Regions from separate parts of the Homo sapiens genome. Here all the other regions are linked to region 1. Evidence: chromatin loops called from intact Hi-C (ENCODE). Cell type or tissue: endothelial cell of umbilical vein. All regions are shown on one strand. Region 1 has its middle 80 kb from the start of SPATA31D4. Region 2 overlaps TLE1-DT (TLE1 divergent transcript). Region 3 has its middle 100 kb from the start of RASEF. Region 4 overlaps LOC107987087 (a long non-coding RNA gene).

Region 1 (8,000 bases):
CAATTTGCTTGTCATTTTCTGCCCACATGAGTGATTGATAAGTGCTTTGAGTCATATCTGAGACTTCCTTTTAGGGAATGCATGTAGATCAGCAGTCACATTCCCTGACACCTCTCACACCTTCAGCTGCACTGTCACCAACACACTGACATCAGAAGCTGGGGCCTCTGCTCATTGTGTACATAGGAAGGGACAGCTGGTCCAGGTCAGCAGAGAGGGAACATATGTCAGGGTCCACTATGAACTCTGACCTCTCTGCCCTCTGGCCCAGAGGACAGTCTCATGGCTAGGTTGCTGTCATTGTCATTCCCAGGTACACCATTCAACCTCATGTGGCTGCTAATTTAATTTACTGTTTTCTGTTTAGTCACACAACAGGTTTGAACTTCTTTAGCAAATTGATTTCCCTACCTGGTGTCTTATAGTAGACATTCCAGATGAGACAGGGCCCCAAAATAGTTGCCCTCGATGTGTTGTGAGAGACTGAAAGCCAAAGGGCATATTAATGGGTCATTAGTTCATATCTGTGCATGTTTATTTGCACCGCAAATTTTTTTTTGAGACAGAGTTTCACTCTCTCGCCCAGGCTGGAGTGCAGTGGCACCATCTTGGCTCACTGCAGTCTCTGCCTCCTGGGTTCAAGTGTTTCTCTTGCTTCAGCCTCCCGAGTAGCTGGGACTACAGGTGCCTGCTACCATGCTTGGCTACCTTTTTTTTTTGTTATTATTAGTATAGATGGGGTTTTGCCTTGTTGGCCAGGCTGGTCTCAAACTCCTGACCTCAGGTGATCCACCCACCTCAGCCTCCCAAAGTGCTGGGATTGCAGGTGTAAGCCACCGTGCCCAGCCTACAGTAGATCTTTTGACTTTGTAATATTTACTTTAAAGTACACTGTAGGCCGGGCACGGTGGTTTACACCTGTAATCCCAGCACTTTGGGAGGCCGAGGAGGGTAGATCACGAGGTCAGGAGTTAAAGACCAGCCTGGCCAATATGGTGAAACCCCGTCTCTACTAAAAAATAAAAAAGCACACTGTATACCAAAAAACAAAGAAGCAACAAGCAAAATTCACAGTATCAATGACTACATAAACCTAGAAACAGAGACTGTAATTGACTTCTAGGTATTAAGTTGAAACACATAAAACTGAGAATCTTTAATATTTTTGACCTATAAGAACAGACTATCTCTTGGGCAACAGTGGAGTTAAAATTAGGTGAGAAAAGAATATATTCACTGCAACCTCCACCTCCGGAGTTCAAGCAATTCTCCTGCCTCAGCCTCCTGAGTAGCTGGGATTACAGGCATTCGCCGCCACCACACCTGGCTAATTTTGTATTTTTAGTAGAGACGGGGTTTCTCCATGTTGGTCAGGCTTGTCTCGACCTCCCTATCTCTGGTGATCCACCCACCTCGGCCTCCCAAAGTGCTGGGATTACCGGCGTGAGCCACCGTGAGATGTTTCAAACTAGATAGATAATCTTTTTTGAGGATCTATGGAGAAGACCCTCAATTTGAGGCAGGTATCTTATCTATTTCTCTAAGGCCTGTTTAAGCTTAGCGTTAAACAGAAACATTCCTGAGTTTCTGCTTCCCAGGGGATTTTAGTGCACATACACAGGATGTTTCATGCCCTTCATGTTTCTACCCAGTAGAAAAAAATAAAATCTATTTGTAGCTTGGACCAGAAACAGGAGGTGATTCTTTTTACTATCAGCCTCGAAAATATCTTTCTTCTTGTGGTGTGGCAAGGGGACTTTAGCATACACCATCACCCTCCTCAGAGGATGCCAAGGAGCTACATGGGGTTGTGGATGGAGGGAGAACATTTTCTGAGCAGTTACTAAGCAAGTCAGGTAAGAGCATTTTACAGAAAGCATTGGAGAGAAGCAAAGTCTCTGTGGCATTGTCATGACAATGTCTATATTTTCAAGCAAAATCCATCAACAAGGACTAAAGTCAATTCTTCCAATGGTAAAATGATCCCCATTCAAGGAAGGGACATGATGCCAATTGGTAACATTTTCAAAATACCAATAATACTCCTCCAGGTGTTCTAAATGCATTAATTGTGTTAATCCTGAAAATGCTCCGAGTTTAGTACCTCTTATAATAGATGATAAAACTGAGGCACAGCTGAGATTTAAAGGTTGTAGGTCCACACAGAAATGCATTAGGAAAAGCTGGGTATCACGGGGAGAAGAGAAACCTACCAAGGAAATACAAGGTTTTTTTTTTTTTTTTTGAGACAGTCTTACTCTTGTCACTCAGGTTGTAGTGCAGTGGCACAATCTCGGCTCACACTACAACCTCTGCCTCCTGGGTTCAAGTGATTCTCCTGCCTCAGCCTCCCGAATAGCTGAGACAACAGGCGTGCACCACCATGTCCAGCTAATTTTTGTATTTTTAGTAGTAGTGGGGTTTTACCATGTTGGCCATGCTAGTCTTGAACTCCTGGCCTCAAATGATCTGCCTGCCTCGCCTCCCAAAGTGCTGGAATTACAGGCATGAGCCACCACACCTGTTAGGATTCTTTTAATTGGAAATAGTGCATAATCCCACTATGATTTACTCAATAGAAAAATAATGCTATATATTATTTAATTAAATATATTATACACACACACAAGTAGTTCATTCTCAGCTATTCTGTTTGTTGCCTTCATAAATCCTAAGATAATGAGTCTTTCAAAGTATTGTTAGAGATAGAAAACTGGTCTGATTGGGCTGCACCTGATATTGCAGTTTACATGCACGTAGTTTGGTGTTTTACTGACCTAAGACCCCAGCTCCTGTATTCATCAGCTGTGTGACCCAAGTAAATTGCCTAGTAATTTTAACAATACCTACTTCACAGAGCTGCTGGGAGATTTAAATGAGATCGTATGTCTAAAGCAGTTAGTACAGTACCTAACACATGGTAAACGCTTAACAGTGACAAAAGCAGTGATTTCTGGAGTCTCTCAACAAGGTAAACCGCGTCCTTTCACAATGGTCCCTTTGCCAGGTTTAACAGGTGTGACACTCTATAAACTTGCTCCCGAAGGCACTGCAGTAGACCCAACAAATAGAAAGGTATTTAATGAACTTGTTCATTATCTTGCCAATTTTATGGGCCTGTCCAACAGGATCTGTCCCAATCATAGAAATGCAGTGATAAAGGCAGTGCCACTAAGCTCAATTTTTTTTTTTTTTTGCTGGGGCAGCTCTTCCCATAAGATGCCTCCAACAGACTTCCCTTTGCCCCATTTGCTTTTTCCACTTTTGTGCATGAAACCAGAGCTATGTGTAATTTCCAGCGTTCTCATATGTTGATCTTTTTCATCTACTAAAAAATAGTGAGCTTGAAAAGTTCAATTAAAATGAAACATAAATATTTTCTTTCTTACTGTGTCATTAAAAACTCTCTCCCACTCCCCAACGTTACTTGGCACCCACCCAAAGAAAACGTTTTCCCCGTTAGGCCCCCAGTGTTTAAAGCATGGAGGAAACAGGTCTGGTTAGTCTGTCTGGACAGGATCCTCACATGGGGAGAAGAGCGGAGATTTCAAAGGACTAGAAAACAGAGTACAAAGTAGAAAAGTAAGCAGAGGGAAAAAGGATGGTGACTGAAAGCTAAAAGAGAGAGAGAAAATGATTTCATAGAACCAGCCTAGAATGGACAATTTCTGGAAAATTGTATCTTATCTTGGGTTTCTGTATCTAAGTGTAAAGCTCACTGTTTGGTGATGACCCCTTCCAGAAGAGAGTCTAATATAACACTACCCCTGGTTATTTCTGGTCAATTCCAACATTATTCAGTACAGCTGGTATTTCAGATTTATGTTATCAGGGGGATAGATCATCTTCAACAACAGCAGTGGCACAAATATTTATTAAGCATTTACTATGTGCTATGAAGTTAACAAGGATTAGTTTCTTTACTCCTTAAAGAAATCCTATGAGCTAAGTACAATTATAATCCCAATTTCAAAGATAGGAAACCTGAGTTTAGGGAGGTTACAACTAGTAGTTGACTGAGGCTGGATTCAAACTCTAGCAGTTGGACTCCAGAGCTTGTGCCCTCTATCATATTCCACAGGACACACCAAGTTTCTGGACACCTTTTCGAAATTCTTCTTACTATAACTCCTCTCGCTCCCTCTCCTCTTCTTCCTCTCTGTCATCCTCCTCCTTTTTCTCTTCTGCCTTCCTCTCTTTACATGGATCCTGCCCAGAGATTCAGGTTCTATTTTGTAAGTGGTACATCATCCAATTTTTATTTCCTATCACAGAGCTAATGTATTCCAACCAGTCCTTTTTCCAATAGTTGCTAATCCAGCGAAATCAGTATCAGTCACCAAAGGAAATTCAAATAGAGGGAACTGCTCCATCTAGAGTTTCATTTTGCAACTAAGTTATTTGTTGTTTCCATTTAGTGCTCTTCCTCTCTTCTTCCCTTTCCAAGATGAATTTGCCTTGTCTAAACATTAGGCTTTCTAGTCCAGGTTAAGCCAAAAATAAATCAGTCTATGGTGGCATGTTCAGTGAGTGGTTTCCTGTAGATATCTGAGGGCAGCACATTCCTTTTCACCTTCTCTTTTCTAAACAAATACATCTCGATTTCAATCTTTTTTCCTAGGGAAATACTGTTTCCTTTTTCTTCCCATACTCTGAGCTCTTTTTTTCTCTTTGTTTTATGCATTTAGCTGCTTCAATTTCTGTCCTGCTGATTTTAAAACAATATAGTCAAAACTGAGGTGAGAACAGGTTATTACTTTATGTGAGTTTGTTTTAATCAGACCACTCTTACTTTGAAGTGGAAATATCTTACCTCAAAAGGTGACACAGAGGCAGCTGAAGTCCAGGGGTCAGAGATTCTCCGATCTTCATCTATTGGGGTGATTGACACAGTTTTTCACTTTCACAGTCCAATCCCAAATAAGATAAATCCTTAACCCTTAAAAGCAGCAGTCTCTGAAACCCTTTAAAGTGGTTAGGCAAGAAGGGTCCCAGGGCAGATTGTATTCTTGTGTTATGTATGGTCATAATATCTCTTCCATTATAAAGTATAATATATTGCATTTGCTAGCTGTGTGATTTTGAGGAACCTCTATGTGGCTCAGTTTCCTCATCTACGAAGTGGGGAGAATAAAAATAACTACCTTATAGGGTTGTCATAAGAAAGAAATTGGTATATGTATGTATGGTATATATATATTAGAATAGTACCTAACATTGGAAGTTAAATATGTGTTACCTACTATTATCATTCACTTAAAATTCTAGCCCTCATTCTTATTTTAGCAGTATCAGTTTGCCCCTCTTATTTATTCATTCGTCATTCCTTCTGTCCATCCTTCCTTCCAAATGTATTTATTCAGTATCTAATATGTGCCAGGCACTGTGCTGGGCTCTGGGATGCGGTGGTAAGCAAAAATAGAATCCTTGCCTTCATGGAGCTCACAGTCTAGTGGGGAGACCAGGCAGAAGTCAGATGATCATGTGAGATCATGTAAGTGCCCTGTGAAGCATTCCATGAAGAATTCATGAGCTGGCTGATGGTGCAAAGGAGTTTACAACATAGGAATTTGGCTTAAGCAGGAAGCAGAGGTTCTTCCTCAAGTGCTCCTGAGGAACTGATATAAGTTAAGAGCTTAGAGGTGAGGAGAAGATGAGTTGGTAAAGCGAAGAGGGAAGAGTGCTCCAGGTAGGGGAATCTGGGCTGTAAGATGCAACAGGAAGAGGGAAAGGGCGGCCACACAGATAACGCAGAGCTCTCTGGGCAATTCAACTAGTTAAAGTTGTCAGAGCAGCTGGGTGCGGTGACTCATGCCTGTAATTCCGGCACTTGTGGAGGTCGAGGAAGAAGAATCACCTGAGGTCAGGAGTTGGAGACCAGCCTGACCAACATGGTGAAAACCTGTCTCTACTAAATACAAACAAAATTAGCTGGGTGTGGTGGCACATGCCTGTAGTCCCAGCTACTCGGGAGGCTGAAGCAGGTGAATCTCTTGAATCCGGTAGGCAGAGGTTGCAGTGAGCCGAGATTGTGCCATTGCACTCCAGCCTGGGCAACAGAGTGAAACTCTGTCTCAAAATAAATAAATAAATAAAAAATAAAAATAAACTTCAGAGCAATGGGGAGCCTGCAAACAATTTTAAGCTAGGTTCTATTTTTATTTTTATTTTTTGAGATAGAGTTTTGCTCTGTCGCCCAGGCTACAGTGCAGTTGGCTCACTGCAACCTCCGCTTCCTGGGTTCAAGCGATTCTCCTGCCTCAGCCTCCCAAGTAGCGAGATTACAGGCGTGCGCCACTGATCCCGGCTAATTTTTGTATTTTTAGTAGAGATGAGGTTTCACCATGTTGTCCAGGCTGGTCTTGAACTCCTGACTTCAGGTGATCAGCCGGCCCTGGCCTCCCAAAGCACTGGGATTACAGGCGTGAGCCACTGCACCTGGCCTTAAGCTAGGTTTTGTGTGTGTTTGTGTGTGTGTGTTAGGGGTGGCAGTGGTATTCAGATTTTAGTAGTTGTATGTGAGTTTCCGAAAGATTGTTGTGGCTGCAGTGTGAAGAATGGTTCAGAAGAGCTAATCAGGTTGCTGAGAGACTGGTAAGAAGGCTGTTGCAGTAATCTACAGGAGAGATGTTGACGGCATGGCCGTGCTGGCAGTGGCCAAGGTACAGTGGTGAGGATAGAGGCGAATGGCATTTAGCAAATACAATTCATACTGTTTGGAGATGGAAGAAGTTGGGAATGGGGCAGAGAGGGCTGGGTGCCATGGTGACTTCGTTTATTCTAGTGAGGTTGAATGTCTTTCCTTTTGTTCCTCTTGAGTGCCTTTACCTCCTAGGCCCATAAGCTGACGTGTGGAATCTTGTACAGAGCTGAAATAATCAGTGTCACCCAAAACATTTGAACAACACTGCTTGGGCATGCTAATTAGCCAAAATAAAATAAGGAAGTTGACCTTCAACCCTTGTCTTTGTTTTTTTTTTTTCCAGCTGCAGAAGTCATTTTCAGTTGTTCTCTGACTCCCGTAAACAACAATTCCTGTCGCCTTATCCTTTTGATGCCTGGTTCCACTTCTATATTTTCACTTGGACATGATTCTCACTGACAGTAGAAAGTTCAGCACAAAGACCTACAGCTGTGAAAATACTTGCTCCTCTTCAGAACTATTAGTACTCCTGGGAATCATGTCACAGTGCCAACCACTTGCTGGTCCTGAAGTGACCCTGTTATTTTGGGAGGTAGTAAAGGAAATGATATTTTTAAAACCTCAAGTGGCACTCTCTTTGGACACTGAATGGTGTGTAAGTGATAAAACGCTCACTATGCTGAAGGAGCAGGGGAGCACACAGGTGCTGGAGGCTCTCTAGTGTCTCTATTCGTGGCTGCAAAATACCGCTGAGCTCACCGAAATAACCCAGGACCAAAGTGTTCTCTTCTGTTGAATAATTAGACAACGTAAGTGGTCACTTTAGAGAAGCTAGCTCTCTTCTTCTGTATGTGTTTTAGGATTTTTATTACAAACTAAACACAATCCTTGGGCAGATTTAGGAGCATAGGAAGAAGACTGCTAGATTTTGACTGTGAACAGAACCTGTGTTTTATTATTCTTTGTATCCCAAGCATATCCACAGTGCTTCTCATTTAGTAGATGCCCCCAAAATATTGGTTGGATAAAAGATTCGTTGATGTTTTCTTTCCTTTTCTTTTTCTTTTTCTTTTCTTTTTTTTTTTTTTTTGAGATGGAGTCTTGCTCTGTCATCCAGGCTGGAGTGCAATGGCCCGATCTTGGCTCACAGCAACTGCGGCTTCCAGGATTCAAGCAATTCTCCTGCCTCAGCCTCCTAAGTAGCTGTGATTACAGGCGCATGCCACCATGCCCAGCTAATTTTTGTATTCTTAGTAGAGATGGGTTTCACTGTGTTGGCCAAGCTGGTCTTGAACTCCTGACCTTAGGTGATCCACCCGCCTCGGCCTCCCAAAGTGCTGGGATTACAGGCATGAGC
Region 2 (8,000 bases), 89 kb before region 1:
CAGATCTGGTTCGCTTTTTCTGTAGGCAGTGTTTAAGGAGGATCCAGGAATACTTTAAGTGACGCCAGCGTTAGTGTTGCCTCCTCAGAAGACTGCTTTCAGGGGAACAGTATACATCTGCCCTGTAAATTCTGGATGGTAAATATGACAAAAACTCTCTCCTTGACCCAGCTCTAGTGAGACTGCTCTAAGCCCTCTTCTCAACATGGCTCAACCTTGGGCTTCAGTGTACATTTTGTTGGGCCTGCATTGCTCAGTTTTAGCAAGAGTCCAGTTAAGTGAAAGAGAATCTCACAGCTTTGATATCAGATTCTTCCATATCTAAACAAATTCCTCATCCCCTACCTTCAATATCTGATCACTCTGCCCTGTTTGCACCAAGAATCTACCCTCACCCTTGATGTCTCCTCTTAATAATTTTCCATCCACCAATCTCTCCCCACTCTTCAAACCTGCTCCTTGGCTATAAGTCCCTACCCCTTCTTGTCTTATTTGCAATAGAGCTCAGTTCTACACTGGGGTCTCTTTTTCCTGATTGCAATAGTTCCTGAATAAAATCTGTTTTTACCACTTTATCCACTGTCTAGCTCTGGTTTTCTTTACCAGAAGTCACAGTTAACACATGCGAAAACCCATTTGCAAAACAAATCCACAGGACTCGGTCCATGTGCTGTGAAGTCTTTGATTAAGGGCTTAAAAACAATGAAAAGTAATAAACGGATCTGAATACAATTCAGGCAATAAAACACTTTCATTGGTTTTCATACTCAGCAAAAGTATTTTTACTGATTAAAAGATAAATAATCCTCACTCTACTAACTCAATGACACATTGAAACATTAGCCTAACTTGTGCAACTTTCAGTGAAGCTACTCTCTTTGCGTAGGCATAGCCCTTTCTGCCAAGGTACAGGAGAGCAAACCCACGCATGAATTCCGTTCATCTCAGGGCATTTCTTTCTGTAGTTCTTAATGTGTCTTTGTGAAGGGACGCACACTCACAACAGCTGAAAATCTAACCCTCTAGATTTCATTTAGCTAACATCAGGCCAGTCTTCGGACTGAAGCTAATGCCCACATATAGGAGGAAGGGAGAGGAATCACTAATTGCAACCCTTTTAGACTTCCTCCATGATGAAGCAGAGGGGAGGACTATTGTTTGGGAGATGTGTGTGGGAGGTGAAGATTTCAGATTTTCTTTAAAATAATAATTGACTGCACAGGCAGCAGCAGAGCTGGCCTGTCCATTGTGGGATTGTCTCTGTGTTGGTATGAGGTCTGGCCAAGTTGGGGGCCTCAGCAGGGGATTGCTCAGTTGATCAAGTCTTAATTTGTCTTTTCCACCTTGGGTGGTGCTGTCTGTCCTTTTCATCTCCCAATCACCGACATGGTGGGAGATGTTGAGGGCAGTGCTGTGTTATCTTAAGGTTTCCTTCAAGAAAGCAAAACCAAACAAACAAGCAAACACTTTTTGCTTCCCAACTGTGCCCTCCTAGGGGAGATTCAAAGGCTCTTCTGAACCAGACAGGTGCTGATGTCTCTGCTGCCATTTGGATGTGGGTTTGGTGAAGGTGGCAGGAGTGAAGGGAAAGCAGAGGGAAGAGTTAGGCAGAGGGATCTTGATTGCCATTTCTTCCTGCTGCAGTCGCTTCAGACGGTTCAGCTTCCAGCCAGACAGTTCCTAATGGACCTGCACAGCATGCAAAAAAACCCTCCTTTGTAAAAATAACTTCTTTGATTTCTCCCAGCCTTGGGCCCTGTTTAGTTAGGGGCAATGACCGGGAGGCAAGTCATTTCGGGCCTTGCTGGTAGAGTGAGGGGGAGATCGCCCATGGCTTCCCCAGCTGTACTGCCTGTGGAGCAAAGGGTTCAGAAGCAGAGCATTTTTAAAAATATAATAATAAAAAAAAATGAAAGAAAGAAGCCCTCTTTGAAAATCCTTACTGTTTCCCACTATCTCCTACAGCGATTGCCCTTTCATTAGTGTGGAAATCCAACAATGTGGAAATCGAGTGTTTTTTTTTTTTTTTTGCTTTGATATCAGCCTAACCCTTGAGGCTAAACTTGTGGTAAGCCACCTATCCATGTTAGCTAAAATAAAGTTGTAGCTGGAATCACCACCTAGTCCTTTAGCAGTTGTACATTTTCATGTTTATCCTTTGAGGAGTGAGACAATAACTACATATTGTTTTATTATTCAGGATCCCCTGGGTTGCTGGCAACTGAAACCCAAATTGAATTTGTTTAAGAATAAAGGAGGAATTTATTGGGAAAATATTGGGATATTTTAAGTAACTGAAGGCGGGGTTAAGAGGTCAATCTATGAGAAAGACAAGGAACTAGCCAGAAATTTAACAATAAAATGAAATAAAACTGGAACCAGGACTCCAAGTGCTCCCTGGATTCCTTCTCTCTCTGTCTGCAGCTCTATCCCTCCTGGTATCCAGGGCTTTCTCTCTCATTGTAGATCTGAGTCTTACATACTGTGGGTTAAAACACCAACGAGAACCTGATTTTGTTTCTTAATTCTAGATAGAAAAGTCTTGGGGAAGGCTCTGACTGTGCTGGCTTCAGGCAGGGGCCCCAGCCAGGTCCAGGCAACTCTAGTTAGTGGAGGTGGGGTCATGTAAGAACATGGCCACACTCCCCGCATCCCCTGAACCACATGTTTAGAGGGCGGAAAGGAGCAATTCCAAACAGGGAGCTGCTTTCTTGGAAGGAAGGATGGGTTCTAATCAAAGCAAGCAGCAGTCATTTACTAAACATACATAACATACTTGCATATGGACTTGAGAAATGTTTCTTAGGGATTTTTGCCATCTTGGTAATAATCAGAGTCTTGGTAAAAGTCAGAAATCAAAAACCTAATCAGATGCATCTATATGGCAAAAACTATAAGATTCTTTCATTTGTTTGTTTTTAACTCGAAACTCCAAAGATGACAGAAGATATTGAGAATGGCTGGACCCACACTCTAAAGCAAACTAAATACACAGCAGTTACACTCATATTTATATGTACCATAGCGCACGGGACTTCAATGAGTTCTTATATTCACCTCAGTTTCTCCTCCCTAAGGAAGCAGTGACCACTGCGGATTGACGCAGCTAAGGGGGTTTTCTAGGCTTACTTGGATTGGATTCTCTTTGGCATGCTCACTGTTGTTTTTTTCTTGCTTGATTTGGTCTGAGCTGAGATGTCCACCCTTTACTGGAGGACTGTCATGTTGGAGACTTGCCTCTGCTAGCTCACTGGACGGGCTGTGCTCACTGTGGCCTCCTTACCTGGATGAGTCAGTCAGCACGCTCTCAAAGGGTCCTATCTCTTTCTGCATGGGTGGCTATCTCTGCAAGGGCTGTGATGGTGGGTAAAATGTCCAAAGACCCATAGGCAGCATGAAATGCACCAAATGTCCATTTACTCAACTCAGTGGTATCTGACATAAGACCACAGAACACACCTTCTCTCCACCACCCATCTTGCTTGACCCTACTTGCGGGTAGTATGTTGCCAGCAACCTGGATATTATTGTTAATTAATTCATGCCTAACATGCAGTGGCTTATACTGGGTATTATTGAATGTCTAAGAATAGGCACAGAGCCTGAAATTGAGAAGTGAAAACTGCAAAATGGCTGGGTGGAAAAAATGATGGGACATGGAGCAGGCCTTTTGGTATTTTCCCTGTAGTTATCTTTTACAGGTTAAATAAGATTAATATTCATGGTGAACCAAGAGCAATTAGCTACTTTGCATGTGTTACTGCTTCTTAGCCTATTCTAAACTCTGTTTTATGTATTTATTTTAAAGGACTTTGCCTTGATTAGGGCCATTCGTATAAGACCTTGTACTTTGCATATTTGCAATCATGTTTGCATGTTTGCATTTCTAAAGTTTTGAATTTCAAATCAGGCAACGAGTTTCAGCAAATATACTTCATGTACACATGACCGTAATCAGGGCGTGAGACTATACTACAATAAAATCCCAAAATGGCTTCTAGGAATAAAAGATTTTATGTTTTCTATTTATAATAAAAATTTGGGGTGAGGGTTGGCTTTATTTTAAAAACAGAATAATTCTGTATGTAATTTAAATGCAAAATTGCGAACTAGTATTTTTCTAATTGTATTCAAAATCTGAACCCCCTAATGGGGGCAAGGGAAGGTTGGAATATTCTTATCCATAATGATGACTGAACAATAGGCCTTTCCCCTTTTCTTTCCTCTGCTTCCCTGGGACAGCAGCGCCCACTGTCACGCACGTATCACTTACTCTCATACTGTTTTCCAGGATACTTGGCCAAGGCATCTTCTAACATGTTATAAGATGATTTCAGAAATAATTTTTATCAGATCATAGTTAATCTTTCTAACAGATCTATGAGGTAAACATCCCAGGCCCACTCGCTACAAATGTCAGGGCTGCGATTTTTAGCCAGATTTTTTTGACTTTTAATCAAGGACCTTTTTCACTTCATTTATATTTCTCAAATTAAAGTCTGAAGATCCTTGAAAGTCTTCAGTCGTATTCTGAAGGGGCCTTGAGTTCTCTGTGAGAATTCAATTTTGTATTTTCATTTTGATGCTAATAATCAGTGAAGATCAACATATTTTGGTTCATTTGGATGATCAACTTAACGGAGAGCTTCCACATACTTTCAGGGCCTGCATTTTTATCTGTGTTTAAGATTTTCTTGGTGACAGGGAGTGACAGTTTCTTTGTCATTGAAAAATCATTGTAAATAATTTTTAAAAAAACAAAACACACAGACATGTGAATGTTGTGTTCTCACCAAGTGAAGGTCCGATGACCTCATCACAGGATGTACAAAGGAAGGTTCTGCATAACGTAAATAGAGACAAGCAGTGGAAGCATTGAGTCACTGCAAAGCATGAGGCCAGCAGGCTGAACTCAGGAGAGCCTGGGCAGGGAGCACCACTTTCATGCCGTTGAGGGGAGTGACCATTCTGTATTTGTTCCATTAAATTAAAAGTATTCATTTGAATCGTATGACTTTCCTACATTTGTTCACCTATAAGTTTGTTTTGGTTTTATTGTGGCATGAAGTCTATATGAAAACATTCTTTGTATCTAGTTTTAAGTTTACATATATTAAAAATAACATTTTAATAAAAATCACTTAGGGATGACATCAGAGGTCCATGAGAATGTCTTTCCCTTAAAGACGGTCACACATTATTCCATCAGCACTCCATCATAGGCTAAGTTTCCAAAGAAGTTTTAGGAAAGAGGAAAGTATATTTGAGGGTTTTTGTTTTGTTTTGTTTTGTTCTTTTTTCTTTTTTTTTTTTTTTTTGACAGAGTTTCGCTCTTGTTGCCCAGGCTGGAGTGCAATGGCGCGATCTTGGCTCACTGTAGCCTCCGCCTACCAGGTTCAAGCGATTCTCCTGCCCCAGCCTCCAAGTAGCTGAGATTACAGGCGCCTGCCATCATGCCTAATTTTTTGTAGTTTTAGTAGGGATGGGGTTTCACCACGTTGGCCAGGCTGGTCGTGAATCCCTGACCTCAGGTGATCCACCCGCCTTGGCCTCCCAAAGTGCTGGGAGTGCAGGCATGAGCCACTGCACCGGCCCATGTTTGAGTTTTATGCAATTTATGTTGGTGACTTGTTAACAGCACCAGAGGCCCTACCTTCAAAATATATCGAGTCCAGTTGCTTTTACTCCCTCTATTCTTAGTGCCTGGTCTAGTCACCATTTCTCAGCTGCCTAGATGACAGCCACAGCTCCCAGCTCCTGCCAACCCCTCTGTCCATTCTCAACCTACAACCAGAGGGAGGCTGCTCAAGCCTGAGCCTGATCCTGTGACTCCTCTTCTTCCCACCTGCTAAATGGCTCCCCTCCCTCTCAGAGTGACTGCCAAAGGCCCCCTTACCAGCAGGCCCTGCACTAGCCCCTGTGCCGCTCCAGCGTCTCCACGGCTCCCACTGTGCTCCCACCACTGCAGCCCCACTGACCCCTCCTTGCTCCTGGAACACACCAGGCCTACTCCTGCCTCGGGACCTTTGCACTTCCTTTCCCACTGCTTGGGAAGCTTTTCCCCAGATGCCCAGTGGCTGCCTGCCTCCCTTGGCTCAAGTCTTCTCTCAAATCTCATGTTGGCAGTGATGCCTTCCTGACCACTCTGTATAAAACTGTAAACCCTAGGCTGGGCACGATGGCTCACGCCTGTAATCCCGGCACTTTGGGAGGCTGAAGTGGGCGGATCACCTGAGGTCGGGAGTTTGAGACCAGCCTGACCAACATGGAGAAACCCTGTCTCTACTAAAAATACAAAATTAGCTGGGCGTGGTGGCGCATGTCTGTAACCCCAGCTATGTGGGAGGCTGAGGCAAAAGAATCGCTTGAACTCAGGAGGCGGAGTTTGCGGTAAGCCGAGATCGTGCCATTGCATTCCAGCCTGGGCAACAAGAGCGAAACTCTGTCTCAAACAAACAAACAAACAAAAATTTTGAACCCCACCCCTCCAGTGCTTCCCCCCTCTTTCTCTGCTTCATTTTTCCCACATGACTTATCCTCAAACACACTATTTAATGTATTTATGTATTTGATGCAGTAAAGGCAGAAGTTTACCCATTGCCTAATGACCCAGGGGACTTTTTGTTTATATTTTCTTCTAATCTTATACTGTGTCCTTGTTACAAAATACAAAAGGTACAGAAGTGAATAGTAAGTTTTTCTTCATCCCAGTTTCTATGCTGTACTTTCTATGTATTTATCTTTTTGTTTTGTATTAATTCTGACATCAGCTTTGTTATAAATTAACATATAATCTTAGTAATATTAGTTCAAATTATTGTATTGCCATTACTTTACCTTTTCAGCATATGACAATTATTTGCTATTGTAAATAACACTGTGATAAACATCTTTGTGCTTGAAACTTTTCCATGTTTGGGTTATTTCTTTAAGATATATTCAAAGAAGTGGTATTCCTAGGCCAGTCCCTTGAATGGGCATTTTTGAGATTCCTTATTCATATTGCTAAATTAATTTTGTAAAAAGCCTATAAAAGGCCGGGCGCAGTGGCTCACACCTGTAATCCCAGCACTCTGGGAGGCTGAGGCAGGCGGATCACGAGGTCAGGAGATGGAGACCATCCTGGCTAACTCGGTGAAACCCCGTCTCTACTAAAAATACAAAAACATTAGCTGGGTGTGGTGGCGGGCACCTGTAGTCCCAGCTACTCGGGAGGCTGAGGCAGGAGAATGGCGTGAACCCAGGAGGCAGAGTGTGCAGTGAGCCGAGATCGCGCCACTGCACTCCAGCCTGGGCGACAGAGTGAAACTCCGTCTCAACAGCAACAATGGCCAGGCGCGGTGGCTCATGCCTCTAATCCCAGTATTTTGGGAGGCCAAGGGGGGCGGATCACCTGAGGTCAGGAGTTTAAGACCAGCCTGGCCAACACAGTGAAACCCTGTCTCTACTAAAAATACAAAAATTAGTTGGGTGTGGTGGCACACGCCTGTAATCCCAGTTACTCGGGAGGCTGAGGCAGGAGAATTGCTTGAACCCAGGAGGCGGAGGTTGCAGTGAGCCGAGGTCGTGCCATTGCACTCCAGCCTGGGTAACAAGAGTGAAACTCTGTCTCGAAACAACAACAACAACAACAGTCTATAAAAATGTGCCATTCAAGGTCAGGCATTGTGGTTCAAGGCCTGTAATCCCAGCACTTTGGGAGGCCGAGGCAGGCGGACTGCTTGAGCCCAGGAGTTCAAGACCAGCGTGCCCAACATAGTGAAATGCTGTCTCTACTAAAAATACAAAAATTAGCCGAGTGTGGTGGTAAGCGCCTGTGGTTCCAGCTACTGGGGAGGCTGAGGCATGAGAATCGCTTGAACCCAGGAGGCAGAGGTTGCAATGAGCCAAGATTGGGCTACCTCACTCCAGCCTGGGCAACAGAGCAAGACCCTGTCACACACGCACACACACACACACACACACACACATGCCATTCAAACAGCAAAATCTGAAAGATT
Region 3 (8,000 bases), 1.1 Mb after region 1:
AAAGAATGAATAAGACCTACTATTTGATCACATAACAGGGTGACTATAGTCAATAATAACTTAATTATACATTTTGAAATAAAGAGTGTAATCGGATTGTATGTAACCCAAAGGATAAATGCTTGAGGGGATGAAGGCCCCATTCCCCATGATGTGCTCATTTCATATTGCATGTCTCATGCAATGTATGCCATAAATTATCTCATGTACCCCATAAATATATACACCTACTAAGTACGCACAAATTTTTTTTAATTAAAAAATCATTAGAAAAAATTATTGGCTGGGCACAGTGGCTCACACCTGTAATCTCAGCACTTTGGGAGCCCGAGGCAGATGGATCACGAGGTCAGGAGATCGAGACCATCCTGGCTAACACAGTGAAACCCCATCTCTACTAAAAAAATACAAAAATTAGCTGGGCCTGGTGACAGGTGCCTGTAGTCCCAGCTACTTGGGAGGCTGAAGCAGGAGAATCGCTTGAACCCAGGAGGCAGAGCTTGCCAAGATCGCGCCACTGCAGTCCAGCCTGGGTGACAGAAGCGAGACTCCGTCTCACAAAGAAAAAAAAAAATTATATCTGTTTAGAATATGCTTATACCTACATCTTTACACATGTAAATGACCATTGCAGAATAATTAACTCAAAATAGTAGCTTGAAATCATATTTTGGGATGTGTTTCAGTTTTTAATAAGCCTACATGTCAGTATACACAACTTATTCAAATATGGCCCAACACCCCATCCTATAAGGCAAATGAAGAATGTACAAAACATAAGTTATTGTAGATGATAAAAACTTAATTAGCAATTTGCCTCAAAAAGATTATATCTTTTTAAAAATGTCTGCCTCCATTGTTTGCTATAAATATTCATTCAAATACATAAAATATACTAAGCAGCATTTTGTCTGCATCCCATCAAGCAAATTCATTGAGGCGTAAGGGCTATATAAGCAGTGGAGCGGAAGACCATGCTATTACATGGATAAATGCTCCAGAGTTACTGAAGCAAGACAGAAACAATTGCAGGAACATGGGGTTCAGAATACACTGAGGCAACCATGTTTGTGGGCAGGGGAAAAGGAAGGGGATTGCTCATAAATAGGAAAACCAGGGATCCCGTGATATTCCATAAAATTAAGTTCAAGTGTTTAGTTTGATTCAGATAAATCATTCCTGTTATGCCATCTGCCTATCAGATATTTTATATTCATCAGGAAGCCATGACCATTTAACAGACGTATATAATGGAAAGCTTTATAGGATGATTTTCTTTTAATCACCCAAAGGTCTAATAGGGTGGTTGGCCTGCTTCCCTAATAAAATTTAAATAGCTTTTGCCTCAGGTCAAAGTGAAGTCGTCTGTCCTAAGAGGAGTTCATCTGTGACATGCATAATAGCTGCCCAGTCTCAAGAGGCCATTTGAGATTACTGCTTCTGTCGGGAAAATAAATAATCACAACACCACCACCCCCCCCACACACACACACCCCACAGGCATTGCAAGCAGCAGTTCACTAACCAAAACAAATTGCAGCCTGTAGTCTTGTCTTTGCCCTACTAAGGCTCCAGAGAGCAATACAACCTCCTTGTATGTCCCCCTGGCTTGGCACACCTGATTCTTCCGTTTCCCACTACAGAGGCAGACTTGCCCTGTGGATGAGACCCCAGCCAGACTCCAGCATCTCAGGGACTCTGCAGGCTCCGTTCTTAGCTCTCAAGCCCTCAGGCTGTGGCCTTAAATCTCTAGTGTGGTTCTGTGGCTTCCCTCCCATTTTCTACCACTCTGCAGCTTCATCCAATCTTCTGTTGTATTTTCTGTTTGGCTTTTAGTGGTGGCTTCGACCTTAAATTCTGACTTGGGAATCACCCCTCAGGCCCATTCTCCAATGCTGAGCCCAGATCCCAGGTCCCAAGGCCCTTATCTGGAAGGAAATTGGGCCTACCAGGTGATGAGCATCTAACTGGCTAATCACATAATAGAAGTGTGTATACACACATACACACAAGTTAATACATGTTTCCAACTATTTATGGTTGAGCCTCCCCAGTTACTTTTACAAGTAAAGCTCAAAAGATTTCCCCTGGACTTGCCTCCTCTGCCTCCACATCTTGGATCCATTTTCTCATCGTGAGTATCTTTCTATCCTTGTGGCATTAAAGTTTAATGGCTAAGGCTACTCTAGTATGTTTGAGTTCAAGTCCGGCATGAAAAAGTCTCTGTGTCTGTTCCTAAATTCCAAGGAACACATTTGATTGTATTTTACTGTCTTTAAATCTATCTCATGACATAATCTGAACCAATAGTTGTGGGCAGAAAATTTTTAAACATTGATACCTCCAAATTTCACCTGAAGCACATAGATTTTAAGGATTGGAGAGAATCTCCAAGGAAACCCTAGATGTGTTGCTGGAAGAAGAGAGAATAACTGATAAATTGCTTTATATTTTTGTGCCAGTTATTTAGATTAAGAAGTAGTTTCGATCCAACAGTTCCTAAACCCTCACAAAATCAGATAGTGAGCCTTAGCAATCATCTAGCTCCTGGCTATTCAAAATGTTCCTCATGGACTAGCCACAATATCATCACCAGGAAGCTTGTTAGAACTGCAGCATCTCAGAAACCCTGGACCTATTGAATCAGAATCTGCATTTTACCAAGGTATCCAATTTATACAGTAAAGTTGAAAGTTAATGATCCAGACTTAAATCTCAACATACAGCTCTGGAAACTGGGGTGAAGCTAATGAACAGTCTTGCTCAAAGTCATACAACTATTAAGTGGTAGAACTGGCACCAGAAATAGAATCCAGGTCTCTTGTCCTTTAGAGGTGGTTTCACTTCAAGTTGACATTACTTTGCATGGTGAACTCTTTTTCTTTCAATTATAATGTTTTTAATTATGTTTTTGTTATCAAGACATGCAAATCAGGGTATAAATCATTATGCATTTTGCATAGTGGTTCAGAAATACAATCAAAGAGGCCTGAATTTGGGTCTCAGCTCTAGCATTTGCTACCTCACAAATGTGGGAATGTTATTTGACCTCTGAAAATACAGTTCCCTCATGCACCTGCCTCAAAGATTACTCTAAGAATTGAAAGAGACAAGGCATCTATGCATATTACATATGTTTGAAACTTCATTAGCATCGGAGCCCATAAAGCTCAAAAACATTATTGTTATTATTTTCCATAGGATAACATTTTTCATCATTTCATTTTTCTTCATCCATATCTTTTTAGGGGTCAGCAATACAAAATAGGTAAAACTGATTACCTCCCATCAAGGAGAGTATACTCTGTCAGAGGAGATAGAGGAGCTACAAATTGAGCTGTGACAAACCCAAAGCCAACAGCATGAACATAGCACCTCCAAAGCACAGAGAGGAAGCAATTAATTTTGTCTAGAAAAGGAGAATAAGACTTCACAGGAAAAATTACAAGAGCCTGCCCCTTGATGTGAGCCTGGGAGTTCTTCAAGGTATTCCATTAAATTTAGTTTTTGAGAAATTAACAAGCCATTTGGTATTAACAGTTGGGAGCATTAAAAAGTTAATAAGATTGTCTCTCCATCAGGATCATAGAATCCTAAAATGTGGAGCTGAAAGTGATTTATGATGGAGGCTGAGATGTCTGCCTAATATTTCCCCACTCCCTTGCAGTGAAGTGGGGAACTGTCAGTAGTTGTCACTGATGAGCTGGGGGCAGAAGTGATGTGTGTGGATTCCAGAACAAAGTCCAGAAGAGAAGGCCAAGAACCCTTATTCCAGGTGGTGCACTTCAGTGACAGTGTGAAGCAGAGTCACCCATGGCCCAAGTCAGACAGGCTGTACAAATGAGAAATACATTTTGGTGGTGTTAAGTCATCAGATTTGGGGCTCACTTGTTGCCATAGCATGATGCAGATAATCCTGACTTAACATCTGATGTTAATGTTCATGGAAAGTGACTCTTCATTGTACAGTAGAGGGAAGGATGGCTTAGAAGAAGGGGCGGGGAAAGGGACTGGCCTCAGATGAGGTGGAGGACCCGGGTTGTTGCTAAACTTATCTAGATTTTTACTAAGCAGCAACTTATAATAATATTTTACCTGCTTACAAGACAATATTTTTAGAATGTAATCTTGAAATCCTCATAAGGACATGTTGTGGGAGGGATGCCGGTGGGAGGTGATTGAATCATGGAGGCCTTTCTTGCCTGTGGTGTTCTCGCGATGGCAAATGGGTCTCACGAGATCGGATAGTTTTATAAAGGGCAGTTCCCCAGCATATGCTGTCTTGCCTGTCACCATGTAAGATGTGGTTTTGCTCCTCCTTCGCCTTCCACCGTGAATGTGAGGCCTCCGCAGCAATGTGGAACTGTGAGTCAATTAAACCTCTTTCCTTTATAAATTATCCAGTCTCAAGTATATCTTTATTAGGAGCATGAGAACAGACTAATACAGTATATATACTGTAATCGGATTGTTTGTAATCCAAAGGATAAATGCTTGAGGGGATGAAGGCCCCATTCCCCAAGTTTATGTGGCCCATAAAACCTCAGCATGTCATTGGGTCATAATGCATTTCAGTATTACAAAAACAGTTATGAATTGCCTTAAGCAAAACAGACCCATCTGTGTGTCTTTGCATGCTACTTCAAAGCCACCCAACCATCTAAAACCAAATTTCTCAGGAATAAATCGGCAACAAGGTTGAGTCCCAGAGATTGTCATTTTTAACCTCCAGCAAATTTTTGCAGCTGAGTGGTAAACTCCTCCCAAACATTTCTAATGGGAGGCTGACAGACTTCTAACAAAAGAACAAAAGCAGTTCCAATGCGCCACTATAATAACCTACTTCTTTTGATTGCATTTATTTTTAATGATTATTTTCCCTGTATGCCAATCCAACCTGTGCTGCCAACCCAGAGAGAGGGGGAGGGGAGGAAGACAAGGATCCAGTACGTTGTCTTGGGCTGCACTGCCACCTAGAGGTACTAGGATAACCAACCTGCTGCTGTCAGGGCAACGGCAGCTGTGGAGATAATAGGGGACCCTTTCTTCCACTGCATGGGGCTGGGCAAAAGAACCTACATTGTTCCCCCAGTTTCATTTAAACAAAGCCGATTATGAAATCAAAAAGCATGACCATGGGTATGTTTGTGAAAATTATTATTGGCCTGAAAGTGGGAGGTCCTTTAAGGAATGGTTCTGAGGGACAATTGGAAAACGGTTTTCTCTGCAGTTCTTTTCATTACAGAGGTTAGATTTGATTTGCAGCTTGAACTGAATTGGCCGAAAATCATTTGGAAATGGAATGTTACAAAAGTCTGAATAGGTCCATATGGTCAGAACTGCAATTCGATTGCAAAAATGGAATTTATTGGAAAGTTACTAGGATCAATTCAGAGGACAAGAAGTATTGTGGGGACAGAAAAATGGACAAAGCCAATGACAACTTGTTGCATACTTAAGTTCTGCAAATGACAGAATTGGACAGATATATTCCTGGTAACTGTCACTATCTTGAGGGCAAATTCAAAAGCCTTCTTGTTGATAAGGTCTTTATTTGGCTTTCTCCTCAGGCGATGTCAATTTGTGCACGAATGCAAACCATTTTAAATAAACATGAGAAATTTGTATTTCATGAAGAAATTATTTCAACAGTATTCATACAAACACAAGTTCAGGGAAAAGATAATTTCGGCAGGCTTTTGCAAAGATAATGATTTAGTCAACATTATTAATGATACTTGCAATAGGAAACAGGTAAAAAATTGAAACAAATCATTCCTGACCCCAGGGATTTTCAGCTGCAACCTCTTCATGACATTTTAAGCCAGTAATAATGGCTCCTCCTTGAACTTAAGGAGCACATGTACATCAGTAACGCATTTCAGGGACTACAGACCATGTGGCTGCCTTTGTTTGCATAAATTCTGTGAGAGCAAAAAATGATGTGGAAAGGACAACAAAGCAAATCCACAGAATAGGAAAAAAAGTATTTGGCAGTGCAAAAATTTCAAAGCACAAAATTCAAAACTAGGCAAATTAACAATCCCACTCCTTGGAAGACATGGTCATTTTCAGAAGGGCAAAACTTGCCACAGTTAACTGTATTTTTGAGGACTCACTAGGGTTCTGGTGCCAGCTCAGTTCTTTACTCATTTTGTCCTGAAACAAGCACATATGATGAGTCCTATCATATTTCCATCTTACAGATGAGGATTGGGAGGCACAGAGAGGCTAAGCAAACTTGGAGGTAAAGCCTGGATCCAGACCCAGGTAGGTAGTGTGTCTCCAGAGTCCTTATTTGTTTGTTTGTTTTGTTATAGAGAAAGGTCTTGCTTTGTCAGCCAGGCTGGAGTGCATTGGCATGATTATAGCTCATTGCAGCCTCAAACTCCTGTTTGGCTCAAGTGATCCTCCCACCTCAGCCTCCTAAATTGCTAGGATTACAGATGGATGCCACTATGCCTGGCTATTTTTTTTTTAATGTTTTGTTGAGATGAAGTCTCACTATATTGCCTAGGCTGGTCTCCAACTCCTGGCCTCAAGAAATCCTCCCACCTTGGAGTCTCAAAATGCTGATATTACAAGTGTGACCACCAAGCCCAGCCTCAAGTCTGTACTCTGAAATACTAAATTTAACACTGTCTCCTTGAAAAATATTTTCTATAGGACAAGTCAAGAGACTGTAATGCTTTTTTCTGTGCAGTCGTTCAAGATGGTGTCTCAGAAAGGTGATTTTGTGAAGGTCATTGCTTGTATCTGCTGCCACTCTAAAGACTTTCTTTACTTCTTGGATTCCAGTTCAGGTCAGATCATCTAGCTGGTAACAAGGGCCATAAACCCTTATCATTGTTCTTAGACCCAATGTTTGTTTCTCCTGGATCCTTCTCTGCTTGGACCTGAACTAACCTATTTTTCAGTCAACCCATAAGGAATTTCCTTTTTCCACCCAGCATTCCTGTATACTTCCTCCTCCTAGTCTTGGGCAAAGGTGACTTTTCTGAGGTCAATTAGGGTACCAGGTCTGAGGTAGGTGTTCGATAAATATTTGAATAGAATCAATGGAGGCGTTTCCAAAGCTTAATCAGGCCAGAGGCATTTTTCAATATTGATGGGGTCCCTGGCAGTACTTCTAACCTCATCCTGGGTCCCAGGTGGTTGAAGACAGAAAGTGGTCAATTGGCCAAAGGCATTCATTGTTCCTCCCAAGGTGCCCTCTGAGAGAATTGAAACCCTGAAAATACTCAATAATAAGAATTACTGATTCAAAAAAAAATCAGCCAAGGGAAATAAGGCTCATCTGCAAATGTCATTAAACTGAATGCCTCTTTGTTGTACCTTGTAGATCCTTCTAGCTAGTGAGGGTGAAAGGGAGGTCCTATCAATCCTCACAGCTGCCACTGTTCATACAACATATTGAGTTGGCAATAGCTTTAATTATTGTCTCATGCTATCAGGATATATTAAAATCTAAATTATCCATTGGGTTGGAGAAAAGGAAAATGGAGGAATATGAAATTTGGAGGTATACTCTTAATACTAATCCCTTGGGACTGTAGCTTGTGTTCCTCTCATTCAGAAGTATTGACTGAATGACTGAAAAAAGAACCAACAGATCAACCAATGAGGAAACAAGTAAATGAAGAAACCAAGATGTCCCCGACCAATCAAAGGTAAAATGTTGCCATAGGCAGCTCTGCTTGTACCTCTATGCAATGGACAAACAAGGAGACCATTTTCTCCTTGTACATAGGCAGTGTCTGGAGCCAGGATGTATATGCTAACTAGTGACCTAGCTGGCCTGATCAGGAGTGGGCAGCTCCAGCAAGCCTAACTCCACAGAGCCAGAGAGCATTCATAACCTCGTGTCCAGGAGAGAGTGCCAGCCGATAGAAGCCAGAAGTGTGCTTCTGCAATGAATCATCAGGATAAAGGAGGTTGGTGGTAGGTATTGGAAATCAAGAGAAAGAGCCAAGGTGAAGATCCAAGAGGTTAGAGAGCCA
Region 4 (8,000 bases), 760 kb after region 1:
GTATTTTCTTCCCCATGGTGATTCAACTATATGATGACCAGGTACCCAGAGTTTACTATGGAGGTCTGTACACAATTGAGAACAACCTTATGTAGAAGCAATATGTGTCCCAAAAGATAATGTCAGCTTCTTATGACAAAGAAAGCTTTTGTTCTGAAAATTTTCACTTAACACCATGCATTAATGTTCATTTGCTTGTTTGTTTGCTTTGCGCATTTTTGAAGACTTGGGATTATAATCGCCCGTTTTCCACCAATAAATACTATAGCGATGGATACACAATGAAAACCAATCATTCTACAAAATTAAGTGTGTTAAATTGAACATCTACAGACAATTGTTGTTTTCTATTTGACAGATCCTATAATGAAATGGCTAAACTTTAAAAATCTTTTCTTTCTGTAATTAGATATGTGTCCAAAAGGAAAAATATACATGTATTAGATTCGGAGCCTGTTTAGCCCATTTTCACACTACTGATAAAGACATACCCGAGACTGGGTAATTTATAAAGAAAATGAGGTTTAATGGAGTCACAGTTCCACGTCGCTGGGAAGGCCTCCCAATCATGGTGGAAGGTGAAAGGTATGTCTTACATGGCAGCAGGCAAGACAGAATGAGAACCAAATGCGAGGGGCTTCCCAAGATGAGATTCGGGTGGGGACACAGCCAAACCATATCAGAGCCTATATGTATATTTATATACAGATTCCAAATCTAATTTTGAAATAAAGATATAAACAATTGTTAGCTTTTTAAAAAATGAAGCTAAAATATGATTTTTATGAACAAATTATCTTTGGATTATCAAATAAAATGTTGCATGTCTTTAATGAGAGCAGTGAACTAATATATGAGTAAAACTACACATTTTAAAGCTGTGATCATCTAAGGCTTTGCTAAGGGAATTCCAGTTGATAACATGATTCCTCCTCTTAATTAATAGCCACTTGGGATGTACTAATGAAAGACTAACATGTATTAATTCATTCAATACACATGAGAGTCCAGTTATACATCAGGTGCTGTAAAGGAGCTTGTAAAGGAGTTTAGTGGAGAAAGTGGGCATGTAAACAATAATTATATGTAGGGTGAACAGTTCAATAGAAGAGGCCTGTATGAGGTATTATAAGCAGGAAGAGATAATCAGGGACTGCCTCACAGAGGAGGTGTTCTCTGAGCTCAAGTTTAAGGTCCAAGTAAATCTTAACCCCTACCCCAAAAATGTAGAAAATGCCAACCCCATTAGCAGGTGCACTGTAGGGGCTCCATGATCGTAAGTTCTCTTATTCCCTCTCCTGATATTCTTTTAAGCTATGGGTTGTTATTTTTAAAACGTCTCTAGATTTCCCAAACTTCAACCTTGGCAGTCACATTCAATAATTAAAATTTTCCCATAACTGACACAAAGACACAATTATATTAAACATTAAATATTAACTTGGTTGCCTTCAAAAAACTATACAGTCTACAAAGATGATCCTAACCTCTCCATTGTATACTTTATATATACTTCATGTACAGTATTCTATTCTGGTTATCAGATTATCATGGAGACATGAGTAAACATAAGTCTGTACAGGGGTTAATGACAAGACAATGAAGGAATTTCAAGCTTTGCAAATAGAGTCAGTTGAAAGAACTATGTATGTTTAGCCTAAATAAAAAGGAAAACATTGCTTTTTATAATTTAAAATCTATCATGTGGTAGACACATTTGACTTATCCTGAATGTCTCCAAGTAATATATTCAAGACTAGGTAATAGAAGTCATAGGGTGATAAAATGTGGCTCAATTTAGGGAAGAACTTTCTAATGCTCAAATACTCCTCATCAAGCTTAGAGCAAACAATCTGATAGGCCTTACTGAGATATATTCAACATCACCTAATTGGCTGGATGGATGCATAGAAAAGTCCATTGCAGCACTGATATTCTGCGATTCTATGATATCTAATAGAAGCTAGATTTGGGGTATTTTTTGTTTTGTTTTTATTTTGTCTAACAAAATAAAATCTATTTTTCAGTCTAACAAATGATTCATGGAAAATATCAAGTAAGTCATTCTGTGAAATTTTTGCACCTCAAATTGTGTATGTAATATCCCATTATTCATATACATATAGAAACATGTTGGTGACTAATATTCACTTCTCAATATTTGTATGATAAATGAAGTCCAAAAATACTCTTGATATTAATTGACAGCCTTTGTAAATACCCCCATCAGTTTGGAATAGAAGCAGGACCCTTGCAAAGATCAGAAGGCAATGTCCTACAGTGAGAAAATTGATACCATGAAACAGCAATTCTCTTTGAAGCTCAGAGAAGAGGTCCACAGAGGAAATTTAAACACACAAAAGCCAAGATTTGCCAACTATGGGGAAAAATGTCAGCATCTGAAACTATTTCAAGCAGCAGTCTAATTTCTAGCAGTGGTAAATTGTCAAGACTGGACTGAAGAGGACCAGTGAAGTGGTGCTTTCCTCCCCTAAATCTCGTGTCTTAAACAACTCTCATAGCAACTGGTTAGTAGGGTCAGAGGACCCAAGAAGCCAAAGGGCATTTGTCTCAGCATCTGTGGAGTTCACAGCACATGTTATCCTTGGACATTACCCAGTGGCCTGGTGTGGACAGAATCCACTGGGCTTAGTTTCATAGAGATAAGCAAACACTAACAGCAACTGAAAGTAAACTTCAGAAACACATTTTTATAAAGGAGCCTGTGAGTCTGAGATTACACTTATAAAATCATCTGTACAAACACTCCTGGGACCACTCCTCCCTCCAGCCAAGTCATATGTATATGTATACACACAAGCCTCTTGAATTTTTATTTACATAACATAAAATTAATCATTTTAAAGCGAACAATTCAGTGGCATTTAATACACACACAATGTTGAACAACCACTGCATTTATTTAGCTACAAAAGAATTTCATCACACCAAAAGGAAACCTCATACACGTAAGCATTCACTCCTCTCCCTGCCTTCCCCAACCTGTAACAACCACCAATCTGCTTTCTGTCTGTAGGGATTTTCCTATTCTTGATATTTTATATAAATGAAATACAATTGGAGAAGTGGTCTTTTTCCACTTAGACAATTTTTTTTAAAGATTAAAAAACAGTTTATATATTTTTTACTATACTTTATTTTGGGGTCCAAATTTCCTTATTTGGGATGTTAAAAACTACACTGTCTGTTTGTACAGCTCTCCACAAAGTACCTTTACTCCCTTCTTGTACTTTGATCATTACAGCTATTTTACAAAGCAGGCAGGGACAACCTTATTATCACCATTTTACAGGTGAGAATATTGAGGCAAAGTGATGTGCTCCAGCAGCCCCACAGCAAAGTTACACAATGGTCTCTGGTCCCCTCATTCCACTGTCTTTTCTGCAGCACCACACAGGTTCCTATCTGAGCTCTTACTAATGCATCTAGCCAAGCCTTCTCACACTCAGAAGATACACTCAGAAGATATTCTAATATAGCCTAGGTTCTGTATTTTATTTTTAATTTCAAGAGCATATTTTAAATGAACAAACTAAATGGAAATAGCTTTTGGATGTATCATTACAATTTGCACTTAATAGAGAGCTGTTTTGACACATAACAGTTACATATGACTGGAAGTAAACTGTGCACACAAGACCAAGTGCACACTATTCCAAGTCCAAATCTCCTCTTGGAGTCAGTTGGAAGTCTGCTCAGCTGCCAAGTCTTCAGGTCTTGCGTGGTGTCTGGAGCTTGGCTTTTCTATCTGTACAGTAAAAAGTTGGACAGAAATGACCCTTAAGGTCTCTTCCAGATCAAGATTTTACAATGTTTAGCTAAGCACCAGCTCAAACTCAACACTGAACTCATGTGCTTCATCCACACAAGGTGAATACAACTATTTGAAAGATGAGTCAGTCAAAAGGTTTCTTTCATTATCAATGCCAACAGCCATTCCATTTTGCTGAAAATTTTCAGGACATCGTGAATGTTCTTTATGAAACTCACTATCCCATCTAGATTTTATTGACTAAATATTTTGTATGTAAATAGACAATGCATAAAAAGGCCCTAGTAATTTGGTGATGGCCACATTCTTGCCTTTCTGGTATTAGGCAACATTTCAGACGAGGAGCTCATTCCATGGTAGAGCTGTTCATATTCATCGCTCTTGAATTGTATGCAGTCAAATTAGAAGGACTGCCAAACAGCATTTTTAGCATGTTCATAGACATGTGTTTCCAACCTGGTGCTTAAGCCCAATCATTAACTTGCCATCAACCAAAAATTAATATCTGAATCTTGTTATGCCCCCTCTATAGATTTTCCTGGGTTAGGTTTTATTTTTAGCGGTAGCTTCTGCAATTCACCCAGGATAGGGGAGTAGTCAGATTTAGCAGGGCTAGACTGCCATCTAGAGACCAGAATTTGAGTTCCAACGTCTTGCTCCTCAGTGAGCTTGCTCTTTAACAAAAGCAGCAAACTGCCAAATGAAGCTTGAGTTTGCTTGGGCAAGGTGGGAGATGCACCCCGAATCTAGAGATCATCAAGAGCAAGGAGCTTGTGGTGGCCCAGCTCTGAAAGCCTTCCAGTCACTGAAGGTTAGGTGGGACCTTAATGACAATGAGTAGATAGAACCCTGCCCCCTGGCTCAGGAGTGAGCTCTTAAACTTTGTCTTATAAGCAGAACCCCATTTGCTGGAAGTGGAAACTGCACTCCATGGCAGTTAGAATTTTTACCCAGAAAGGAAGGAGTTCTTCTCTAGAGCTGAGAAGGCTAAAAATGTCTTTCATTTTATGTGAGAATCCAGTATCCATATTTCTCATGAAACTCGAATCTGCCTTTCATTTTTCTGCTTGAGCCTAACTTAAGTTTATATATCCTGGCCACATTTAATACCATCTTCTGCTTTTTGTGACTGCAGTTTAAAAGGACCAGTGGTCTCTAAGTATTTGAAATTTGGATGGGAAGATACTGTTTCTAGTGTTTCCATTGAAGGTGCATAGTTTGGAAATCCCTCTCCTTGTCTTTTTTCCCAAAACTGTCCTTCAGGGCCTCATGCTAAGCCCATCTGTTCCATCAGACAGTCCTTTGATGGATGTGAAAAGGCTGACTGGAGAGGTGCAGAGCTGAGACTGAAGTGGCTGAGATTTATTAATTCATGTCCATTTGGTAACTGTGTCCATAAGTTCTGCCATGGGAATGGTTTAGAAATCAAAAATAGCAACTATTATTGTTAACCTCAAAATCGTAGGCCACAAGAGATCCCAATTTGCTGATAATTAAATAGTCGACTCTGTCCAGCAGAATGTCATCCAAGAGTTTTTCAGCTAACGATGAAAGTAACCAAGAAAAAAAAAAAAGAGAGAGAGAGAAAACAAAAGGTGGACTATCTTGAAAGACTTTTATAAATAGAGGCTAAAGTGCACCATATGCATCCAAGATTCCAGTGATATCATATCCAGCTAAATCTCACATCTTGGGAACTTTTAAATCCAAGAATTGCTTTTGACACAGGTATTAAATGATTTTTGGAAAACAGACAGTTCTGTATAGTATGGTAGAAGAAGCTTGAGTTTTAGAATTCAAGCAACTGAGCTTTGGGTATCTGGTCTCTCACTCACAAGAAAGCCTGGGTAAGCTTCAATTTCCTCATCTATAAAAGTTGGGGAAAATGACATGAAGTCAATGTGAGGATTAAACAGAATAACCTCATTGAAAGTGCCCCACACATAGCTGGTGCTTAACAAATGCTTACATCATTTCTTTCCTTTAAGGTCTGGCATCTGCCTTCCTTACCTGAGCAGTGTTCTGCAGCTAGAAACAAGGATGTCAATAATATTTGTTCTGATAATTTTGCTTCATCCCTAGAATGCTAAATCTTCTAGAGCAATGCTTCTCAAGCTTGAATGTGCATATGGATCACCAGAGGATCTTGTTAAAATGCAGATCTAGTAGGTCTGAGATGTGTCCTGGAATTCTGCATCTCCAACAAGCTTCCAAAGGATGCTGTTGGTTTGGGAACTACATTTTGACTAGCAAGGCTCTAAATCGGGGGTTGGCAAACTACGACCCGATGGTGAACCTCCTGTGTCTGTAAATAAAGTTTTATTGGAATGCAGCCACACCCGTTCATTTACATATTACTTCTAGCTATTTTCCTGCTATAACAGTAGGATTTATGATCTGGTTCCTACCCCTTCTTGACCCCTGCTGGAAACCATTCTCTTTTTTGGTCCTGATGTGTAAACTAAGTTAATCATCTGCAGGAGCACTTGGAGGGCTGAGAGAGGAAAGAGAGGAGTAGATTAAGAGGGAAGGGTTGCTACCTGTATTAGTTTCCTATTGCTACTGTTCTAAATTGTTACAAACTTAGTGGCTTAAAACAACACATATTTACTACAATATAGCCCTATATATCAAGCCATCAGCAATGCTGCATTTCTTCAGGAGGTTCTAGGGGAAAATCCATTTCCTTGCCTTTTCCAACTCCTAGAGGCTGCCCACATTGCTTGGCTCATGGTCTTTTCCTCCATCTTCAAAGTCAGCATGGTAACATCTCTCTGACTCTTCATCTGTTGTCATATCTCTCTCTGACCACATCTGTGAAAACTACCTTTAAGGGCTCGTGATTAAATTAGACCCAGCTAGATAATCCAGGGAAATCTCCTCATCTCAAGATTCTTAGCTTAATCACTTTTTCCATGTAAGATAACATATTCACAGGTGCTGAGGATTAAGGTGTGGATATCTTTGGGGATTCTGCCTACCACACTACCTCAAAGCATATTCTTCAAAACAACAATTTTCCAATCATTTCTCTTTTGTAATATGTTGACACAGCAGTCTTGATGATGAAAAGATGTTAGATGAAGTCATATGATGGAAAGACCATGAAACATGTAGAGAAGGTAGTCAAAGGTTGACCTTTCTGTATTTCCCTGACTAAACAAGGGAAGTATAAGATGTACAAGGATACCTTGTACATCCGTGCAAGTAGACACCGCATAACTCTAGGAATGCCTTGAAGCCGCTCAGGGCACAAACTTTAAAACCATAGATGGAAGCTCTGTCCTTTCCATCCCAGCTGCCTGATCCTGGGATCAGAATTTGTCTACCCCTCTAGCTATTGATCATGATTAAATTGAATTCTTTAGAAATATTCTCATTAGCTCACACTGTATATAAAGTAATTTGCTCACTTTCATCATGCTGCAAAAAAAAAAAAAAAAAAAAATCAACCTGAAAAAAAAAAGTAGGGAAACATATATTACTAGGCATGGAATGAGACTACTTGAGTAGCAAGAAGCTTAAAAACACTCCAGTCACCCAACCTTGGGCTGGTACACAGTGTCCTTACCACAATAAGATCAAGCAACCCAGAAACCAAGACTCCAAGAGGGAGAGAAAATGTCTACCTTTGGCCCTGGGGCAAGAAAGCAGGAATAGGAATAAAGAGAAGAGGAAGGTGCCTTCACAGAAATACTTCTCAGTTGCACCTGTAGCCTCACAAGAAAGGTTTCAAATATGAATCCCTGGCAACTGCCTTCTAGGCTGTTAAGTTTAATCCTTCACATTTTGAGTATGTCATGGTACTCCGTAAAAAAAGCTTATTGCATAAGCCGTTGTGACTCTCCTGAGCTCATTCTCTTCAACAATGGCAGCAATATAGTAACAGATAAGTGACCAAGAAAGTATATGTGACCCAGCCATTGTATAAGATTTCATTTTGCTAAAGGTCAAGATAAATTATCATGAAATCCTTGGATATACTGTTACATGGTTCCTGGGGACAAAAGGTTTCCTTTCAGAAGAGCTTCTCAGAAGCAAAGTGTGCTGTGTTTCAATCCTCAGCTAACTTTTAGTTAATGACTCTTGCCTTTTCTCCTACCAGCTCTGCTTATTAAAAGGAGAATGCAATCTGGAGTGTGTGCTGTCAGAATGAACAGCAGGGTCAGTCACTAATCCCAAATTGTATGTCCCAGGATGCCTGCTA

The links. Peaks named below come from ENCODE experiments on the same cell type or tissue, not always from the same donor. Only the 100,000 strongest peaks of a DNase experiment are listed, where the experiment ranks them.
Region 2: a loop joins it to region 1, with 6 times the contacts of the local background. A loop is called at or near these places in 2 of 110 quality-filtered maps.
Region 3: a loop joins it to region 1, with 4 times the contacts of the local background. A loop is called at or near these places in 2 of 110 quality-filtered maps.
Region 4: a loop joins it to region 1, with 17 times the contacts of the local background. A loop is called at or near these places in 5 of 110 quality-filtered maps.

What each region holds. Positions count from the first base shown.
Region 1 is chr9:81,844,267-81,852,266 of GRCh38, forward strand. No RefSeq gene overlaps it. Among named protein-coding and RNA genes, the nearest start is that of SPATA31D4, 80 kb to the right of the region's middle. RefSeq lists an enhancer at 1-260. In endothelial cell of umbilical vein, CTCF peaks have their summits at 4,332 and 4,548; DNase peaks (open chromatin) are centred at 3,435 and 4,475; H3K27ac peaks cover 2,457 bases.
Region 2 is chr9:81,755,017-81,763,016 of GRCh38, forward strand. All of the region lies in intron 3 of TLE1-DT (TLE1 divergent transcript), which reads left to right. Among named protein-coding and RNA genes, the nearest start is that of TLE1-DT, 69 kb to the left of the region's middle. RefSeq lists an enhancer at 5,490-5,991. In endothelial cell of umbilical vein, no CTCF peak of the experiment used is centred here; a DNase peak (open chromatin) is centred at 4,865; H3K27ac peaks cover 1,770 bases.
Region 3 is chr9:82,956,738-82,964,737 of GRCh38, forward strand. No RefSeq gene overlaps it. Among named protein-coding and RNA genes, the nearest start is that of RASEF, 100 kb to the right of the region's middle. In endothelial cell of umbilical vein, a CTCF peak has its summit at 4,974 (motif pointing left); a DNase peak (open chromatin) is centred at 4,924; H3K27me3 peaks cover 374 bases.
Region 4 is chr9:82,602,530-82,610,529 of GRCh38, forward strand. The region is part of intron 2 of LOC107987087 (a long non-coding RNA gene); the gene reads left to right. Among named protein-coding and RNA genes, the nearest start is that of RASEF, 460 kb to the right of the region's middle. In endothelial cell of umbilical vein, a CTCF peak has its summit at 4,426 (motif pointing left); a DNase peak (open chromatin) is centred at 4,422.